4 separate regions of the Homo sapiens genome follow, and all the other regions are linked to region 1. The links are chromatin loops, found by intact Hi-C in ENCODE. Cell type or tissue: dorsolateral prefrontal cortex. All regions are shown on one strand. Links, peaks and the distances in the headings refer to the core of each region. The heading gives the core; the rest is flanking DNA. Region 1 has its middle 8.7 kb from the start of NFKBIA. Region 2 overlaps PRORP (protein only RNase P catalytic subunit). Region 3 overlaps PRORP (protein only RNase P catalytic subunit). Region 4 overlaps PRORP (protein only RNase P catalytic subunit).

Evidence for each region. Hi-C counts contacts between places; a loop is a spot of excess contacts. Peaks named below come from ENCODE experiments on the same cell type or tissue, not always from the same donor. Only the 100,000 strongest peaks of a DNase experiment are listed, where the experiment ranks them.
Region 2: a loop joins it to region 1, with 9 times the contacts of the local background. A loop is called at or near these places in 102 of 110 quality-filtered maps.
Region 3: a loop joins it to region 1, with 5 times the contacts of the local background. A loop is called at or near these places in 95 of 110 quality-filtered maps.
Region 4: it touches region 1 in a loop (5-fold over the local background); 51 of 110 quality-filtered maps call a loop at or near these places.

Annotation. Positions count from the first base shown.
Region 1 is chr14:35,411,105-35,415,783 of GRCh38, reverse strand. No RefSeq gene overlaps it. Among named protein-coding and RNA genes, the nearest start is that of NFKBIA, 8.7 kb to the right of the region's middle. In dorsolateral prefrontal cortex, for the core only: CTCF peaks have their summits at 2,139 and 2,341 (motif pointing right); a DNase peak (open chromatin) is centred at 2,363; H3K4me3 peaks cover 795 bases; H3K27ac peaks cover 610 bases.
Region 2 is chr14:35,138,291-35,142,969 of GRCh38, reverse strand. The region is part of intron 4 of PRORP (protein only RNase P catalytic subunit); the gene reads right to left. The region is part of intron 4 of PRORP-PSMA6 (PRORP-PSMA6 readthrough); the gene reads right to left. Among named protein-coding and RNA genes, the nearest start is that of PRORP, 18 kb to the right of the region's middle. In dorsolateral prefrontal cortex, for the core only: a CTCF peak has its summit at 2,029 (motif pointing left); no DNase peak of the experiment used is centred there.
Region 3 is chr14:35,212,856-35,217,534 of GRCh38, reverse strand. All of the region lies in intron 5 of PRORP (protein only RNase P catalytic subunit), which reads right to left. The region is part of intron 5 of PRORP-PSMA6 (PRORP-PSMA6 readthrough); the gene reads right to left. Among named protein-coding and RNA genes, the nearest start is that of PSMA6, 77 kb to the left of the region's middle. In dorsolateral prefrontal cortex, for the core only: a CTCF peak has its summit at 2,256 (motif pointing left); no DNase peak of the experiment used is centred there.
Region 4 is chr14:35,227,004-35,231,682 of GRCh38, reverse strand. The region is part of intron 5 of PRORP (protein only RNase P catalytic subunit); the gene reads right to left. All of the region lies in intron 5 of PRORP-PSMA6 (PRORP-PSMA6 readthrough), which reads right to left. Among named protein-coding and RNA genes, the nearest start is that of PSMA6, 63 kb to the left of the region's middle. In dorsolateral prefrontal cortex, for the core only: a CTCF peak has its summit at 2,021 (motif pointing left); no DNase peak of the experiment used is centred there.

The DNA of each region.
Region 1 (4,679 bases), core at 481-4,480:
TTAAACTGGGTCAAGCTCTTGAGCTTATGAAATTTTGGTGTTGCAAATACCTCTGCTTCTGAAAGCCATTAAAGAGCACCCCAGAAGGGCAGCAGGTGGGCCTTGGCCACCACACCCCTACCTGGGCCAGCCAGTCATATGTCCATGGGCCGTTAGCCTTGCAGTCCTCAATGAGAGGTCTAAGTATGCATCACTTTGTCAGATGGCCTTTCAACCAACAACACTCATTCTCATTCTGCTTCCTTCCCACCATTCTATGTCCCCAGTACATTTCTAACATGGGGAATACTCCAGGCAAATGCTCATCTATTCCTCTAAACTAGAGCTTCTGCCCCAATTTCCTGTTAGATATCTTGCCCTGGGGAACTGGACTAAGCAAGCCTCCAGGACATCACCTATCTCCTTAACTCCTTAACTGAAGGTTTGAAAAGGAGCCTTCCTCCTCTACCCTGGGCTCCACCCCAGAGGTTACTCTCAGGCAACAGAAAAGAAAAGAAGAGAAGGAGGACACTATCTAGGTCTATTTATAATCTGTTCACTTCTACTCACATTCAATTCCTCTAGGATAGGATGGGATATGGTGGCTCTGATGTGCCCCCATCCTCCTAATAGCCTTTATTTCAGAGTGTCTGCATCCTTTGTAAAATGGGAATGGTAACACTTTACTTGCCTGAAAGCAGAAGCTGGACCCGATGGCCTCTTGAGATAATTTCTAGATAGAAAAGAATGAAATCGATTGCATGCAAAGTGAGGTATTAACAGAGGAGGAGGGTCCAAGAAAAATTATGACAGGTATGAAGCAAAGGGGATACTCATGCCTGAATCAATGGCAAGGGAAGCCCAGGGTAAGAGAGACACAGAAGAAATGAATGTCTCCTCCCCACCCAGCAGCCCCTGCCCCACCCAACACTATTCTGTGTTTAACTAGGGACACAAGCAATAACTAAGCAGTATAAGACAATATGTGGCCCAATATTCAAGGCAAGCTGTAAAAGCTAGCAGGATTTAGAAGAGGGCAGAGGGCTCCAAGAAGAGGAAGACAGAAAAGGAGTTTTGGAAAGGGTGGGTCCTGGCAAGGAAGCTGAAAGAAGGTGGTCCTAGGACAGGCAGGGAGAGGCCTGCATGAAGGCCAGAGCAGCTGGCACAGTGTTGGTGCTCGGGGGAAATGGTGATGAGGAGTGGCTGGGCAGGGTAGAGTCTGACTCTGGAGGACTTTAAATGCAGCTGAGGAATTCAGACCGTTTCCTGCAGCCCATGGAAGGTCAACAGAGGCTCTGTTACAGGAAATGATATAATGAAAATGCATATTAGAAGCCTCAGTGAAAAGAGATTTAGGCTGGGCACGGTGGCTCATGCCTGTAATTCCAGCACTTTGGGAGGCCGAGGTGAGTGGATCACCTGAGGTCAGGAGCTTGAGACCAGGCTGACCAACATGGTAAAACCCCGTCTCTACTAAAAATACAAAAATTAGCCAGGCGTGGTGGCACATGCCTGTAATCCCAGCTACTTGGGAGGCTGAAGCAGGAGAATTGCTTGAACCCAGGAGGCGGAGGTTGCAGTGAGCCGAGATCGCGCCATTGCACTCCAGCCTGGGCAACAAGTCAAAAAAAAAAAAAAAAAGAAAAAGAAACAAAAGAGAGATTTAATTGTATAATTGTAATATTTTTAGACTGCTTGGTTTTTTTTAATCACAGGAAGGTATTCTGTTTCAACTTTAAAAATAATTCATTTTTGCCAGGCTTGCGCCTGTAATCCCAGCACTTTGGGAGGCCAAGGAGGGTGGGTTGCCTGAGTTCAGGAGTTCGAGACCAGTCTGGCCAACATGGTGAAACTGCGTCTCTACTAAAAATACAAAAATTAGCTGAGTGTGGTGGCAGGTGCCTGTAATCCCAGCTACTGGTGAGGCTGAGGCAGGAGAATCACTTGAACCTGGGAGGCAGAGGTTGCAGTGAGCCGAGATCACACCATTGCACTCCAGCCTGGGCAACAGAGCAAGACTCCATCTCAAAACAACAACAATAACAAAAAGTACCAAGAAGCTACCATGGTACAACTCAGCCCGCACTACCGTGGGGACAGTGAAGATGGAAGGAAGAGGATGGTCCGGGTATCGTGTCAATAGCAGGATGCACTGAGCTGACTGGCAACAGGCACTGAAGGAAAACTAACACTCACAGATAAAGTGGGGGTCTTTCCTTTGGGACTGTGTTAAGTGATGTACCACAATCACAACTTCATATCCAGTCTCGGTGTACCTCCTCAACTCAACATTCCTAAATTCCTCTTCTCAAGAATCGGTGATGCCTCAGAGAAAACTTCTTCCACAAATGGCCAGAAGATGTCACTGCAGACAGCACCATGCATATACTGTGTTCCTCATGTTGGTGTTCTGCCCTGCCATTTGTGAAGGGAAAATTCCCCCTCGGCTCCCTCCCTAACTCCCATAGCCCCTGCTCCTGCTCTGTGTGTAGCCTCTTCCCTTTACCCTGTGACTCCCCTCCTCCTGCCCTGAAATCCAGCGAGGTGCTTTCCTGATGCCCTGGCAACCTGGAGATGAACCTGATCCCTAAAGGCGGAAGAGCCAACATCGAGACTGGGTTATCTGTGTGCTTCCCTACTCTCTATTCATGATGTTCATTTAGATTTCTAGCAAAACCCATACCTGTGCTGTCAACCTCACCCATTTCCACCTAGCTTCTTGAGTTTCAATCAATGAGTACAGGGGCACCCCATTCCCTCTTTTCTCACACTCCTCCAAACTGGCCCAATTTTCAAATATTAGCATTTAAAGATTTGGTGATGCATTAATCTGCTTCACTTTCTGAAAATATCAGTGTTTTTGGCCAAATAATCACTACACGTTAGCCTATGAACAGCCCTGGGATATAAGAAATGATGAATATTCCTAAGCCAAGCTAAGTGGCTTATCCAAATGGATTGTGTCACAGTCATGGGACTGGACTCTGACAGCTGACACCTGGTAACAAAGAAAAAATGTTCCAGGCCAATTTCTCCCTTTTTTTCTGCTCATGGCTTCTATTTGTGATCCTTCTCACTCTGTTTCTCATTTGCTTTCAGTGGTTAAAAATAGGCCGAGCAACCGTGGCTCACACCTGTAATCCCAACACTCTGAGAGGCTGAGGCAGGCAGATCACGAAGTCAGGAGATCGAGACCATCCTGGCCAACCTTGTGAAACCTTGTCCCTACTAAAAATACAAAAATTAGCCGGGAATGATGGTGCGTGCCTGTAATCCCAGCTACTCAGGAGGCTGAAGTAGGAGAGCCACTTGAACCTGGGAGGCGGAGATGGCAGTGAGCCGAGATCACGCCACTGCACTCCAGCTTGGCAACAGAGTGAGACAACATCTCAAAAAAAAAAAAAAAAAAAAAAAAAAAAAGAAAAGAAAAGAAAAAAATAGGCTGAGCACGGTGGCTCACGCCTGTAATCCCAGATTTTGGGAGGCCAAGGTGGATGGATCACTTGAGGTCAGGAGTTCAAGACCAACATGGCAAAACCCCCCATCTCTACAAATAATACAAAAATAAGCTAGACGTGGTGATAGGCGCCTGTAGTCCCAGTTACTAGGGAGGCTGAGACATGAGAATCACTGGAACCCAGGAAGCGGAGGTTGCAGTGAGCCAAGATCACACCACTGCACTCTAGCCTGGGGAGCAGAGCGAGACTCTGTGTCAAAATAAATAAATAAATAAACAAACAAACCTGGCCAGGCTAGGTGTGGTGGCTTACGCCTATAATCCCAGCACTTTGGGAAGCTGAGGCAGGTGGATCACCTGAGATCAGGAGTTGGAGGCCAGGAACATGGCGAAACCCCATGTCTACTAAAAATACAAAAATTAGCCAGGTGTGGTAGCACATGTCTGTAATCCCAGCTGCATGGGAGGCTAAGGCAGGAAGATTGCTTGGGCCCAGAAGGTCAAGACTTCAGTGAGCAATAATCGTGCTACTGCACGCCATCGTGGGTGACAGGGTGAGATCCTGTCTCAAAAAAAAAAAAAAAAAAAAATCAACCTAAGAAAAACTTTCAGAAACTATATTTTTGTGGTACCGTTCCCCACTAATAGCCTCAGAGACAAATCTCAATTTCTAATACTCATCCAAGCACTCCGGTGTTTTACTCCAGATAATAGAGGCTCTAAAAGGAAGTCTGAGAAAGGCATTATTTTAGCACTTACAAGAAAGGGCTCAGGAACAAGCTTCCTAAATCCTTACTCTGTAATATGAATCTATCTCTTAGCAGCTCTGATTCTGTTTTCCTTTTTCCTAAATGATTCCCAAGACCTTAGACCGTAGGGGGGAAAGGATCTACCTCTCCATGTGGTTTCCGTTGGTGGATACAGCTTAGGCCCCCTCTGAGAAGGATCATGAGCTCCTCACCTAATTTCAGTGCCAAAGAACAAGGGCCTCATATCATTTATGTCTCATCCCCTGCCAAGTACCAGGCTCTTGTGTGGAAGTTCCCTAGTGCTAAGTATCCTCATACCCTGACTAAACTCAGAATGAATTTACACCCAAGACAAAATAGCAAATACAGCGGCATGCAGGGGAAACTGCCTTAAGCCTTTACCACCTTCCTGATCCAACAACTTCTCCCTGAACACAACAGACCATGAACAATGCTACACACCTATAAATATTACTTGGTTACTGCCAACAAGC
Region 2 (4,679 bases), core at 343-4,342, 270 kb after region 1:
GTGGCTTATGCCTGTAATCCCAGCACTTCGGGAAGCCAAGGCAAGAGGATCACTTGAGCTCAGGGCATCAAGACCAGCCTGGACCACATAGTGAGATCCCATCTTTACAATTTTTTTTTTTTTGAGACAAGAGTCTCACTCTGTCACCTAGGCTGCTGGAATGCAGTGGCGCGATCTCAGCTCACTGCAACCTCAGCTTCCTGGGTTCAAGCAATTCTCCTGCCTCAGCCTCCCGAGTAGCTAGGACTACAGGCATGAGCCACTATGCCCAGCTAATTTTTTGTATTTTTATTAGAGAACGGGTTTTGCCATGTTGTCCAGGCTAGTCTCAAACTTCTGAGCTCAGGCAATCCACCCACCTCGGCCTCCCAAAGTGCTAGGATTACAGGTGTGAGCCACCAAGCCCAATGCCATCTCTACCCTATCTAAAATTTTTTTTTTTTTAATTTAAAAATTAGCAGGGCAGGGTGGCATGCACCTGTAAGTCCTAGCTACTTGGGAAGTTGAGGTGGGAGGATTGCTCCAGCCCAGGAGTTCATTGCTGCAGTGAGCTATGATCACACCATTGCACCCCAGCTTGGGCAAAAGAGCAAGGCGTCATCTCTTGGAAAAAAAAAAAAAAAAAAGCAATGAATTTATAATTTACAGGATGAGCTTCCAGGTGTGGTGGCTCACACTTATTATCCCAGCACTTTGGGAGGCTGAGGTGGGAGGAATGCTTGAGCCCAGGAGTTCAACACCAGCCTTGGCAACATAATGAGACTCCATCTCTACATAAGATAATAAATTAAGGCTGGGCGCGGTGGCTCACGCCTGTAATCCCAGCACTTTAGGAGGCCGAGGCGGATGGATCAGCTGAGGTCAGGAGTTCAAGACCAGCCTGGCCAACATGGTGAAACCCTGTCTCCACTAAAAATACAAAAATTAGCTGGGCGTGGTTGCAGGCACCTGTAATCCCAGCTACTCAGGAGGCTGAGGCAGGAGAATCGTTTGAACCCAGGAGGCAGAGGTTGCAGTGAGCCGAAATCGTGCCATTGCACTCCAGCCTGGGCAACAACAGCAACACTCCGTCTTAAAAAAAAAAAATTGCCCAGGTGTTGTGCCACATGCCTGTAGTCCCAGCTACTCATGAGGCTGAGGTGGGAGGATCACTTGAGCCCAGGAGGTCTCAGCTGCAGTGAGCCGTGATTGTGCCACTGCACTCCAGCTTAGGTGACAGAGCAAGACCCTGTCAAAAAAAAAGTGGTCATGAGTTAATAATCATGGAGGATGGGGGTCCATTATGTTAGTCTCTTTTTGATTATGTTTGAAATTTTCTCTAATGAAAATATTAAAGAATTATTATCTTTGTAGTTGAATATAAAAAATCTGACTGTAATTTAATGTTATTATCAAGAACCATGTCTAGGCATAGTAGCTCACACCTGAAATCTCAGCACTTTGGGAGGCCAAGGTGGGAGGACCACTAGAAGCCAGGAGTTCAAGACCAGCCTAGGCAACATAGTGAGACCCCGTCTCTACAGAAAAAATTAAAATAAAAAAATTAGCCAGATGTGATGGTACACACCTGAATCCTAGCTACCCAGGAGGATGAGGCAGGAGGATTACTTCAGCCCAGGAGTTCAAGGCTGCAGTGAGTTATGATCATGCCACTGTATTCCAGCCTGGGTGAATAGTAAGAACTTGTCTCAAAAAACAAAACAAAACAAACAAACAAAAACAAAAAAAAAAAGAAAAAGAAGGAAGGAAAATAAGAAAAAAACCTAATTAACATTAAAGTAACACTATGCGCATAGCTCCAAATTCACTTTTTGACCTTCACTGATGCCCACTCAATTAGTGTCAGTAGTTAAATCAGTAGATGCAAATTATTTGGAATTCTGCTTTGTTCACTTAAAATTCACATATACCACTCTTTTCTCTACCTACTATCACTAATCTGACTTACACAGAAATGACAGATATCTTTCAGTTTAATATTTTAAAAAGTTCAACAAATCCTTTAACCTGATGGACTTGGTCATACCTAGAATAATTTTTATATGTTACATTATTGCCATCTGCTGGCTATGTTGTCTAATTACAGTAAACAAATGTTTAAAACAGAAAAGCTAAAAAATTACCTTATATAATAACTGAGATTTTTCTCCCAAAACTATTCAACAGAAAAGAAGCTGCCATACTTTAAGTTTCCTCAAAATCTCACATTAGAAGCAATTGTCCTTGATTCTAGCTGCACTTTAAAATCACCTGGAAGCTTTTGAAAATCCTAATACCTGGACCCCACCAAGCCAAAGCAATTAAATCAGAATCTCCATGTTATGAAATGAAAGTCAACCACAGACTGACAGAAAATATTTGTAAAATATATTGGACTTAGGACTTGTATCTAGAATATAGAAACAGTTCTTACAACTCAATAATGAAACAATCCAATTTTTAAAATAGGCAAAAAATCTGAACAAATAAATATTATACCAAAGATATATGGATGGCAATTAAGCATATAAAAAGATGCTCAACAACATTAGTCATTAGGAAAATCTAAATTAAAATCACAATGAGATACCACTTCATACCTATTAGAACAGTAAAGAGACTAACCTTAACCATACTAAGCATCAGCCAGGATGTGGGGCTACTATAGCCCTCATACTCTGCTGGTGGAAATGTAAAATGGTACAACCACTCTGGAAAACAGTTGGGCAGTTTCTGAAAAAGCGACACACACACACACATATCTACCATAAGACATCTACCATAAGACCAAACCATTCCAGTCCTAAGAGAGTTACCCAAGAGAAAAAAAAAGCTGTAGTAGGTTGAATAGTGTAACCTCAAAATTTATGTCTAGCAGGAAACACAGAATGTGAATGTAGAAAGAGGGTCTTTGTAAATGAAATAAGACAAGGTCATGCTAGATTAGGGTGGGCTCTAAATCCCATAACTTGTAGCCTTATAAGAGGAAGAGATGGCACACAGAGATACACACACACAAAGGCCACATGAAGACAGACGCAGAGAATGGAGTGATGCAGCTAAAAGCCAAGGAACACCATCAATTGCCAGGATCTGGCTTCTGAAGGTAGGAAAGAGAAGGAAGGATTCTTCCCTGGATCCTTCAAAAGGAGCATGACCTTGCCAACATCTTGATTTCAGATTTCTAGCCTCCAGAATTGTGAGAGAGTAAATATCTGTCATTTGAAGCTACCCAGTTTGTGGTAATTTGTTAGGGCAGCCCTAGGAAACAATAACAAAAGCACAAAGACTTGTTCAAGACTGTTCTAATCAGCTTTATTTATAACAGCACCAAACTGGAAATAACCTAAATGTCCATCAACAAATGTACAAATTGTAAAATAGTCACACAATGGAATACTACTCAATTATAAAAATGAAAGAATGATTGAGACACAAAACAAGGATGAAATCTCAAAATGATTATGCTGAATAAAACAAATCAGACCAAAAAAAAAAGTATATATTGTATGATTCCATAGTGGTTGCCTGGGGATGGCAGGGCAAGGGAGTCATTACAAAATGGCATGAGGAAACTTTTGGGGGTGATCCATATGTTCATTATCTTGATTGCAGTGACAGTTCCACAGGTATATACATATGACAAAACTCATAAAGTTGTACACTTTAAATATCTGCTGTTTACTGTATGTCAAATATACTGCAATAAAACTATAGTTGAAAAATCAAAATATTCCTGGGCACGGTGGCTCACACCTGTAATCCCAGAACCTTAGGAGGCCAAGGCAGGAGAATCACTTGAGCCCAGGAGCTCAAGACCAGCCTGAGCAACACAGTGAGACCCTATCTCTAATTTTAACAACAAAACCAAAAGGACTTGTATGAAAAATCAGTATCTTTGGCCGGGCATGGCGGCTCATGCCTGTAATCCCAGCACTTCGGGAGGCTGAGGTGGGTGGATCACTTTTGGTCAGGAGTTCGACACCAGCCTAGCCAACATGGTAAAACCCCGTCTCTACAAAAAATACAAAAATTAGCCAGGCATGGTGGTATGCACCTGTAGTCCCAGCCACTCGGGAGGCTGAGGCAGGAGACTCATGTGAACCCAGGAGACAGAGGGTGCAGTGAGCCCAGATGGCACCACTGTACTCCAGCCTGAGCGACAGAGGGAGACTCCGTCTAAAAAAAAAAAATCAATATCTTTAGTGGCTGAGGTCCAGGTAGCAGTTTTAAACACTTCCCAAGTATTCTAACCAGCAGCCACAGTTGAAAGCCGCTACATTAGAGGGTGTCATCTAATTTACTTTGTTTTGAACAACAGTACTATTTGGGGAAAACATATAAGCCTAAAATAACTTTTATAATGCTCATTTTAGGTGTTTATGGAGGTCAGTTGGCAAAATTTTTTTAAGTAGATTTAATAATTTAATAATTATTTAATAATTTATTCCTTTAATAATTATTCCTTGGTTTATACCTCATATTCTCAAATTATAAGCAAGCTTTAGAAAGCAACATTGAAGGCAGATCCAGCTATTTGTCAACTAGATGTTTCTAATGTTCCTAACACAAAATAATTTAAAATGCTGAATATAATATAGTTTTATTAACGCATATTTACAATGAACGGTATTACGGACTGACTTGTGTCCACTCACCAAATTCATATGTTGAAGTCTCAGCCCATAGTATTTCAGAAT
Region 3 (4,679 bases), core at 265-4,264, 200 kb after region 1:
AACAATGGTTTCTTTTCTTTTTTTTTTTTTTTTTGAGACAGAGTCTTGCTCTGTCACCCAGGCCGGAGTGCAGTGACACAATCTTGGTTCACTTCAACCTTTGCCTCCCAGGTTCAAGTGATTCTCCTGCCTTAGCCTCCCAAATAGCTGGGATTACAGGTGCCTGCCACCACGCCAGGTTAATTTTTGTATTTTCAGTAGAGATGGGGTTTCACCATGTTGGCAAGGCTGGTCTAGAACTCCTGACCTCAGGTGATCTGCCCACCTTGGCCTCCCAAAGTGCTGGGATTACAGGCGTGAGCCACTGCGCCCACCCTAGACAATGGTTTCTTAAGGTACAAAACCAAAAAGACAAGTTATGAAAGAAAAAAAATAGATTGGACATCATCACAATTAAAAACTTTTGTGCTTCAAAAGTCATCTTCAAGAAAGTGAAGCCAAAAACAGAATGGGGGGAAAATTTTGCAAATATATATCTGAGAAGGACCTAATATCCAAAATGCATAAAGAACTCTTACAATTCAATAATAAAAGAAAATCAATCCAATTTTAAAATAGGCAAAGGATCTGAATGGACATTTCTCCATAGACTATACACAAATGGCTAATAAGCATATTAAAAGATGCTCAACATCATTAGCCATCAGAGAAACACGAGTCAAAAATCACTTACGATACCACTTCACACCTATTAGTACGACTATAATAAAAAAGACAGTTAACAACAAGTGCTAGCAAGGATATGGAGAAATTAGATCCTTTATATACTGCTGGTGAGAATGTAGAATGGTACAGCCCTTTGGAGAAAAAAGTCTGACAGTTTCTCAAAAACCTAATAGAAGAATTACTATATGAACTGACAATTCTACTCCTACATATATACTAAAGAGAAATAAAAACACATGTCAACACAAAAACAGGCACAAAAATGTTCATACAGTAGTATTATTCATGATAGCCAAAAAGTAGGAACAACTCAACTGATGAATGGATAAATAAAATGTGATATACCAGTGTGGACAACCTAGTGAGACCTCATCTCTACTAAAAATAAAAAAATTAGCCAGGTGTGGTGGCACGTGCCTCTGGTCCCAGCTACTTGGGGGCTGAGGCGGGAGGATTGCTTGAGCCCAGGAGGTTGAGAATGCAGTGGGCTGTGATCATGCCACTCTATTCCAGCCTGGGCAACAGAACAAGACCTTGTCAAAACAACAACAACAACAAAAAAAACCCAGAAAGGAAAAAGACAAAAACAAATAAAATGACACACACGCACACATAATTTATATATTTTCTCAATTTTATGGGAAGAAGTTGAATAAGAGTGAAAATACATCAAAATGTTAAAACTATCTCTCTCTCTCCTTCTCTCTCTCTAATATAAATGTATTATATAAATATATTATATATTATATATAAATATAAATATATACATATATGTAATTTATATTTAAAGCTAGAGTCTTACGGTTGGGTGCGGTGGCTCATGCCTATAATCCCAGCACTTTGGGAGGCCGAGGCAGGTGGATCATTTGAGGTCAGGAGTTCAAGACCAGGCTGGCCAACGTGGTGAAACCCGGTCTCTACTAAAAATACAAAAATTAGCCAGGCGTGGTGGTGGGCACCTGTAATCCAAACTACTCAGGAGGCTGAGGCAGGAGAATTGCTTGAACCCAGGAGGTGGAGGCTGTGGTGAGCCGAGATCATGCCACTGCATTCTAGTCTGGGCGACAGGGTGAGACCCTGTCCCCCCAAGAAAAAAAAAAAGAGAGATAGAGTCTTACTCTGTCACCTGGGCTGGAGTGCAGTGGTGAAATAATTGCTCAATCATAGCTCACTGAAACCTGGAATTCCTGGGCTCAAGCAATCCTTCCGCCTCCAAGCCAACAAAACAGCTAGGACTATAGGCAGACGCCACCATTCCCAGATAATTTTTAATTTTTTTTTTTGAGTCACGGTCACTTTGTTGCTTAGGCTGGTTTCAAATTACCAGCCTCAAGTGATCCTCCTGCAGTGCTGGGAGCCACCACATCTGACAAAACTGTCTATATTTGCCTGGTAAAATTATGTGTATTTTTTATTTTTTTCTTTGAAACTTACTTAAGTGTCAGTAACATCAGGAATTGGTTTATATCGCCTCATCTAAATAAAGGAAGGAATTAGACACTATTTCTCAAAGGTTGGGAGTCTGAAGACACAAAATTAAGCTGAGATTCTACCATTGTTCAGTTCCTTTCAAGAAGATGCTAAAGTACTGAGAAATACCACAGCACCCTCTTTTGGAAGAAATGCATTGTTCTTCACAGGCAACCTGCTTGAATCATTAAGTTTTTAGAGCTGAAAGAATCTTTAGAGAATATTAAGTCTGGTCTCCTCATTATCTCCTTATAAATAAGGAAACTGGGGTTTGAACAGGAAAAGAGACCACCGAAGATCATAAAAGGAGGTAGCAACAGAGCTGAGAATGAAGCCCCACATCAAATCCTAACCAGAGCTTATTTTTCTGATCTTGCCATTCTTTATTCAATAAATATTTTAAGGTTAAAAAAAAATGCTTTCCCAATCCTCAGAAAGTCTGAAGGCCTATACTCAAAAGGCACTCAAGACACCCACCTTTGTTTTGTTTTGAGATGGGAGTCTCGCTCTGTCGCCCAGGCTGGAGTGCAGTGGCACGATCTCGGCTCACTGAAACCTCTGCCTCCTGGGTTCAAGCGATTCTCTTGCCTCAGCCACCCAAGTAGCTGGGATTACAGGTGTGCACCACCACACCCAGATAATTTTTGTATTTTTAGTAGAGATGCAGTTTCGCCATGTTGGCCAGGCTGGTCTCGAACTCCTGGCCTCAGATGATCCACCCACCTCAGCCTCACAAAGTGTTGAGATTATAGGCGTGAGCCACCACACCCGGCCCCAGCTTTGTTTTGGGGTGCCAGGAACCACACCCATGTAAGATGGAGAAAAGTCTTATTTTAGAAAAACATGTCCATTCTTGCCCTGCTGCTTAAGAAGTCAGAGTAATAGATAACTTATATAACCACACAACCTCTGCATTTGTCTACTAATAATACATCTTTTTAAGATGCAACAGAAGATAAGCATATAAATCATTCCATTTAACTTCAGAAAACAAAATCGTAATATGAGAATACACTCAATATTTGTTTGGGGCTTCTGACCACATAATTGACCTAATGTACTGGGATATTATTCTAAACTCCTACAATTTCATTATTTAGGCTGGTTTACAAATGGCTACCCATAAAAAATACAACTCTTCTTCAAAAATAATACAGGGCTTGTCATTTCAGCTTTTCTCATTCTCCTGCTCCTAGATCTGAGAAGTACCCTTGCTTCCCAGACAGTATTCTTTGAAAGAACATGCTGTTTTCCTCTTATTTGAAGGATGACTCACTAAAATAAACAAATGAACATTCTGACAAGTGATGAATAAAGAATGTGTGGCTTTTATCATCATCACCATTAACAGTCTTTAAAGTGTACTAAGCAGATGCACAGGGAATATGATACAGGTATACATTATTTTATTGCACATTACTTTACAGATATTCATTTTTTACAAATTGAAGATTGGTGGCAGTCCTGTGTTTAGCAAGTCTATTAGTACCATTTTTCCAACAGCACTTCTTGTCTTTATGTCACATTTTGGTACTTCTCACAATATTTCCAATTTTTCATTATTATTATATCTGTCATAGTGATCTGTGATCTTGGATGTTACTACTGTAATTGTTTTGGGGTGCCATGAACCACACTCACGTAAGATGGAGAATCTAATCGATAAATGTTGTGTGTGTTCTGACTGCTCCACCCATCAGCTGTTCTTCCATCTCTCTCCCTCTCTTCCCTTTCCCCAAGACATAATAATATCAAAATTAGGCCAATTAACCCTGTGATGACCACTAAGTGTTCAAAAGTGAAAGGAAGAGTTGCACATTTCCTACCTTAAATAAAAATCTACAGATGATTAGTGAGGAGGGCATGTTGAAAGCCAAGACAGGTCAAAAGCTAGGCCTTTTGTGCCAGTTACCCAAGTTGTGTATGCAAAGAAAAAGGTTTTTTTCCTTTATTTTTATTTTATTTTTTTTAAGGAGACAGGATCTCACTCTGCAGACTGGAGTGCAGTTGTGCAATCACAGCTCACTGCAGCCTTGAACTCCTGGGCTGAAGTGATCCTCCCACCAGCTTTCCAAGCTAGGACTATAGGAATGAGCCACCGTGCCCAACCAGGAAAAGTTCTTGAAGGAAATTTAAAGTGTTATGCCAGTGAACACGCAAACGATAAAGAAAGCAAAACAGCCTATTGCTGAGATGAAGTTTTTGTGGCCTGGGTAGAAGACAAAACCAGCCACAACATGCCCTTACACCAAAACGTAATCCAGAGCAAGGCCCTAAACTCTCTTCAATTCTATGAAGTTTGAGAGAGGCAAGAAAGCTGCAGAAGAAAAGCTGGAAGTTGGCAGAGGTTGGCTCATGAGGTTTAAAGAAAGTAGGCATCTCCATGACATAAAAGTGTAAGACGAAGTAGCAAGTGCTGATGGAGAAGCTGCAGTGAGTTATTCCGAAGACCTAGCTAAGATCATTGATAAAGGTGGCTATACTAAACAACAGATTGGCAATGGAGACAAAAAAGCCTTCTATTAGAAGATGCCATCTAGGAC
Region 4 (4,679 bases), core at 485-4,484, 180 kb after region 1:
ATTTATTTCAAGAGAGTTGGCGCCTCTATCTGTCCTACTATGACTACTCCAATTCATCTCAACAAGGAAATATGTTAATTTGCTCTAAATTCTGAGCAATGCAAATGGACTTACTAACCATATGTTTTCTGTTCACAATCTGTTTTCTGCCAGGATTATCTGGCATAGCTCATGTATAATTTCCATTAAAACAACAAAGCCAAACAAATACAAAAACACATAGCTCTTTGCTGTACATAAAAAAAAATCTATAGTTGGCTTTTGTGGGAGGAACCACTTCCACTCTCAGCCACTCAAGGTTTATCAGGATATACTAGTTGAGAAGCGTGAAAAATAAAAACTGGTAATTTCCCATAACCAAAACAAAAAGTGTTACAAGATACTTAAATGATCCTTGGCAATACTTTTATTCTATTTAGTATATGATTAGGAGTTTAGTAGATTAAAAAACCCACCAAATAAAAGACAACTGGTATATATTCTCCTCAGACATGGTAATGTGATGTAAGGTAGTAAACCTTGAACTTCATTTTTGTATGGGTAATAAATTCACATGGCTCAAACTCCAAAAGAAACCAAATGATATTCAATAAAAAGTTTCTCTCCCACTCCATCCCCCAGCCACCTAGCTGTTCTCCCGAGAGGCAACCAGTATTATCCATTTCTTCAGTAGCCTTCTAGAGACTAGACATCAACAAGCAAGTGTGTGTGTGTGTGTGTGTGTGTGTGTGTGTGTGTGTGTGTTCTCTTTTCCTGTCTTTACACAGTTGGTGGCATACTGCATAACATTTCTCAGTAGTATCTTAGGCACTACTCCCACCATGCCATGTTTAGGCAACAGGCTTCTTGCATGTCTTCTTTGATTGAACAATACCAGCTTCTCAAGTGTTGTGGAGGAGTTTGAGACCAGCAGACTTGGAAGAAAAGTGTGTTGTAATTAATTGGTAATATCTGCCATAACCATCTATTCCTATTCTGTGCTTTTACCGTATCTTCCACATACCTCTTTCACAAGAATCACCAGGTTTCACTAACTTGAAAAGGCATATCTGAGAGTACGGACTATGTCCTTTCATAATTGTAATGCAGGATACCTACCCAGCACAGTGCCTAACATATAAGTACTCGATGAATACTTACTAAATGAATCCCACAGTCAAAATCCCCAATGTTTAGGGAGAACAAGACAGCTTTTCATATTCCTGAATGAGTTACTTTCTCCCGCTCAAAGATATACTTGATTGACCCTATAACTGTAGATTTGTAATGAAATCATATTTGAAAGCTATGTGATACTGCTTTCCCCATCTCTATCAGAATTTACAGTAATGGGTTGGGCGTGGTGGCTCACGCCTGTAATCCCAATACCTTGGGAGGCCAAGGCGGGTGGATTGCTTGAGTCCAGGAGTTAGAGACCAGCCTGGGCAACATGGCGAAACCCGTTTCTACTAAAAATACAAAAATGAGCCAGGAGTTATGGCGCATACCTGTAATCCCAGCCACTAGAGAGGCTGAGGCAGGAGAATTGCTTGAACCTGGGAGGCAGAGGTTGCAGTGAGCAGAGATTGCACCACTGCACTCCAGCCTGGGCCACAGAGTGATACTTGGTCTCAAAAAAAAAAAAAAAAAAAAGAATTTACAGTAATGACATCTGGCTGGCACTCGAGCTTCTTGAGAAAAAAAATATGTACCCAGAAGTTTACACAGGATCCTATCATATATGTAATCAACTAGTTTCTAATCACTGCCCTCTAAAGAGAAAATGATTGTGTAACATGTGATTTCTGAAACAAAAGTGGGGTCTAGGGAGGTCAGGCGATGGTGAAAGAAAACTCAATGGAAACATCATGAGTGATAAAGAAAGCTTGTGATTGTTTGAAAAAAATCCAGTGAATGAAAAAAATTGACAAAGAACATGTCAATTAAGCCTTTCTCATTAAAGACCCCACCTGCTAATCATTCTCAAAGCTCTTTCTAAACTTACATTTTTCATATAAGTACTGCCATCTACAGGGCATAATGTAAACAAAGTATTTTATGAGGGGTGGGGAGTAACTGAAATGAAAAGGTTGGCATACTATAGGCCAACATCTTCATGCCCTTTTAAAATACCAGCATTAATGGGGAAAAGACTCCCTATTCAATAAATGGTGCCGGGATAGCTGGCCAGTCATAGCAGGAGAATGAAACTGGACCTTTACCTTTCACCATATACAAAAATTAAGTCAAGATGGATTAAAGATTTAAACATAAAACCTCAAACTATAGAAATCCTAAAAGAAAACCTAGTAAACACCATTCTGGACGTCGGCCTTCAGAAAGAATTTATGACTAAGTCCTCAAAAGCAACTGCAATAAAAACAAAAATCAACAAGTGGGACCTAATTAAACTAAAGAGCTTCTGCACAACAAAAGAAACTATTAACAGAAGAAATAGATAACCTACAAATAGGAGAAAATAATCGCAAACTACGCATCCAACAAAAATCTAATATCCAGGAATCTATAAGGAGCTTAAGCAATTTAATAAGCAAAAAACAAATAGTCCCATTACAAAGTGGGCAAAAGACATGAATAGACACTTCTCAAAAGAAGACATACAAGTGGACAACAAACATGAAAAAATGCTCAATATCGCTAATCATCAGAGAACTATAAATCAAAACCATAATGAGATCCCATCTCATACCAGTCAGAATGGATATTGTTAAAAAGTAAAAAACAGATGCTGGCAAGGCTGTGGAGAAAAGGGAAGGCTCATACACTGTTGGTGGGAATATAGATTGGTTCAGTCACCATGGAAAGCAGTTTGGAGATTTTTCAAATAACTTAGAACTACCATTCAACCCAGCAATCCCATTACTGGGTATATATTAAAAATAAAATCATTTTACCAAAAAGACACATGCACTCATATGTTCATCGCAACATTATTCACAATAGCAGAGACATGGACTCAACCTAGATGCCCATCAATGGTGGACTGGATAAAGAAAATGTGGTACATATGCACCATGGAATACTATGTGGCCACAGAAAAGAACAAAATCATGTCCTTCGCAGCAACATGGATGCAGCCGGAGGCGATTATCCTATGCAAATTAACACAGGAACAGAAAGCTAAATACTGCATGTTCTCACTTACAAGTATGAGATAAACATTGGGTACTCATGGATATAAAGATGGCAACAACGGACACTGGGACTACTAGCGGGGAGATGGAGGGAGGAAGGCAAGGGTTGAAAACACTAACTATTGGGTACTATGTTCACTACCTGGGTGAGGGGATCATTCGTAATCCAAACCTCAGCATCGTGCAATATATCTGTGTAACAAATCTGTACATGTAGCCCCAGAATCTAAAACAGAAGTTGAAATTATTTTTTTAACTCTATATTTATTCAGAGTTACATGTTATGTTTTCTTTTTTCACACACAAGGGAAGGCAATAATGCTCAATGGCTGGCTATTATCTTTTAAAAATTAATATTGTAAAGCTAGCACTTATGATTTTAAGTCTTCATTTATTTATTTATTTTGAGACGGAGTCTTGCTCTATCGCCCAGGCTGGAGTGCAGTGGCGCGATCTTGGCTCACTGCAACCTCCACTTCCTGGGTTCAAGCGATTCTTCTGCCTCAGCCTCCCAAGTAGCTGGGACTACAGGCGTGTGCCACCACGCCCGGCTAATTTTTGTATTTTTAGTAAAGATGGGATTTCACCATATTGGCCAGGCTGGTCTCGAACTCCTGACCTTGTGATCCACCGACCTCGGCCTCCCAAAGTGCTGGGATTACAGGCATGAGCCACTGCGCCCGGCTGATTTAAGTCTTTAAATTACCTGTTACGTATTTCTGCGGGCTTGTGCAAAAAAAAATTACTTGTTACTTAACTGTGAACAATAAAGAAAAAAATTATAATTTTAAACTAAAATTTTAAAAAAAGTTTAAAATATGCCCAAATTCCTATTTATTTCATTTTGCTGTAAGATATAAACTGGGACTCTCTGAGAAGTAGAGAGTCCCTGGGAGAAGTAAGGATATTTTTGGTGGGAGTTCTCTTATGTAAGGATAGACCAGGATGGAAGAGGAAGAAGAACATTAAAAGCTAAAGGACTGGTTCAGATTTATAGGTGCAAGCTGGAGAAACCTGAATGAAGGAAAGCACAGATGATTTCCATGCTTCTAAGGGGACATTATGCCAATGTGTTGTATTGTCATAACATAACTTTTTTTTTTTTGAGACAGAGTCTCGCTCTGTCACCCAGGCTGGAGTGCAGTGGTGCGATCTCAGCTCACTGCAAGCTCTGCCTCCCACGTTCTCGCCATTCTCCTGCCTCAGCCTCCCAAGTAGCTGGGACTACAGGCGCCTGCCACCACGCCCGACTAAATTTTTTGTATTTTTAGTAGAGACGGGGTTTCACCATGTTGGCCAGGATGGTCTTCATCTCCTGACCTCGTGATCCACCCACCTCGGCCTCCCAAAGTGCTGGGATTACAGGCATGAGCCACCGCGCCTGGCTAACATAACTTTTAAGGAAAATAAGTGGAATCCATTAAAACTGTTTCTTATAATCAAAAGGAAGAAATCTGATTTTAGAGATAACCAAAATCCACCAATATCACAAGGACGGTAAGAATTTTTCTTGGGGCCAGGCACGGTGGCTCACGCCTGTATCCC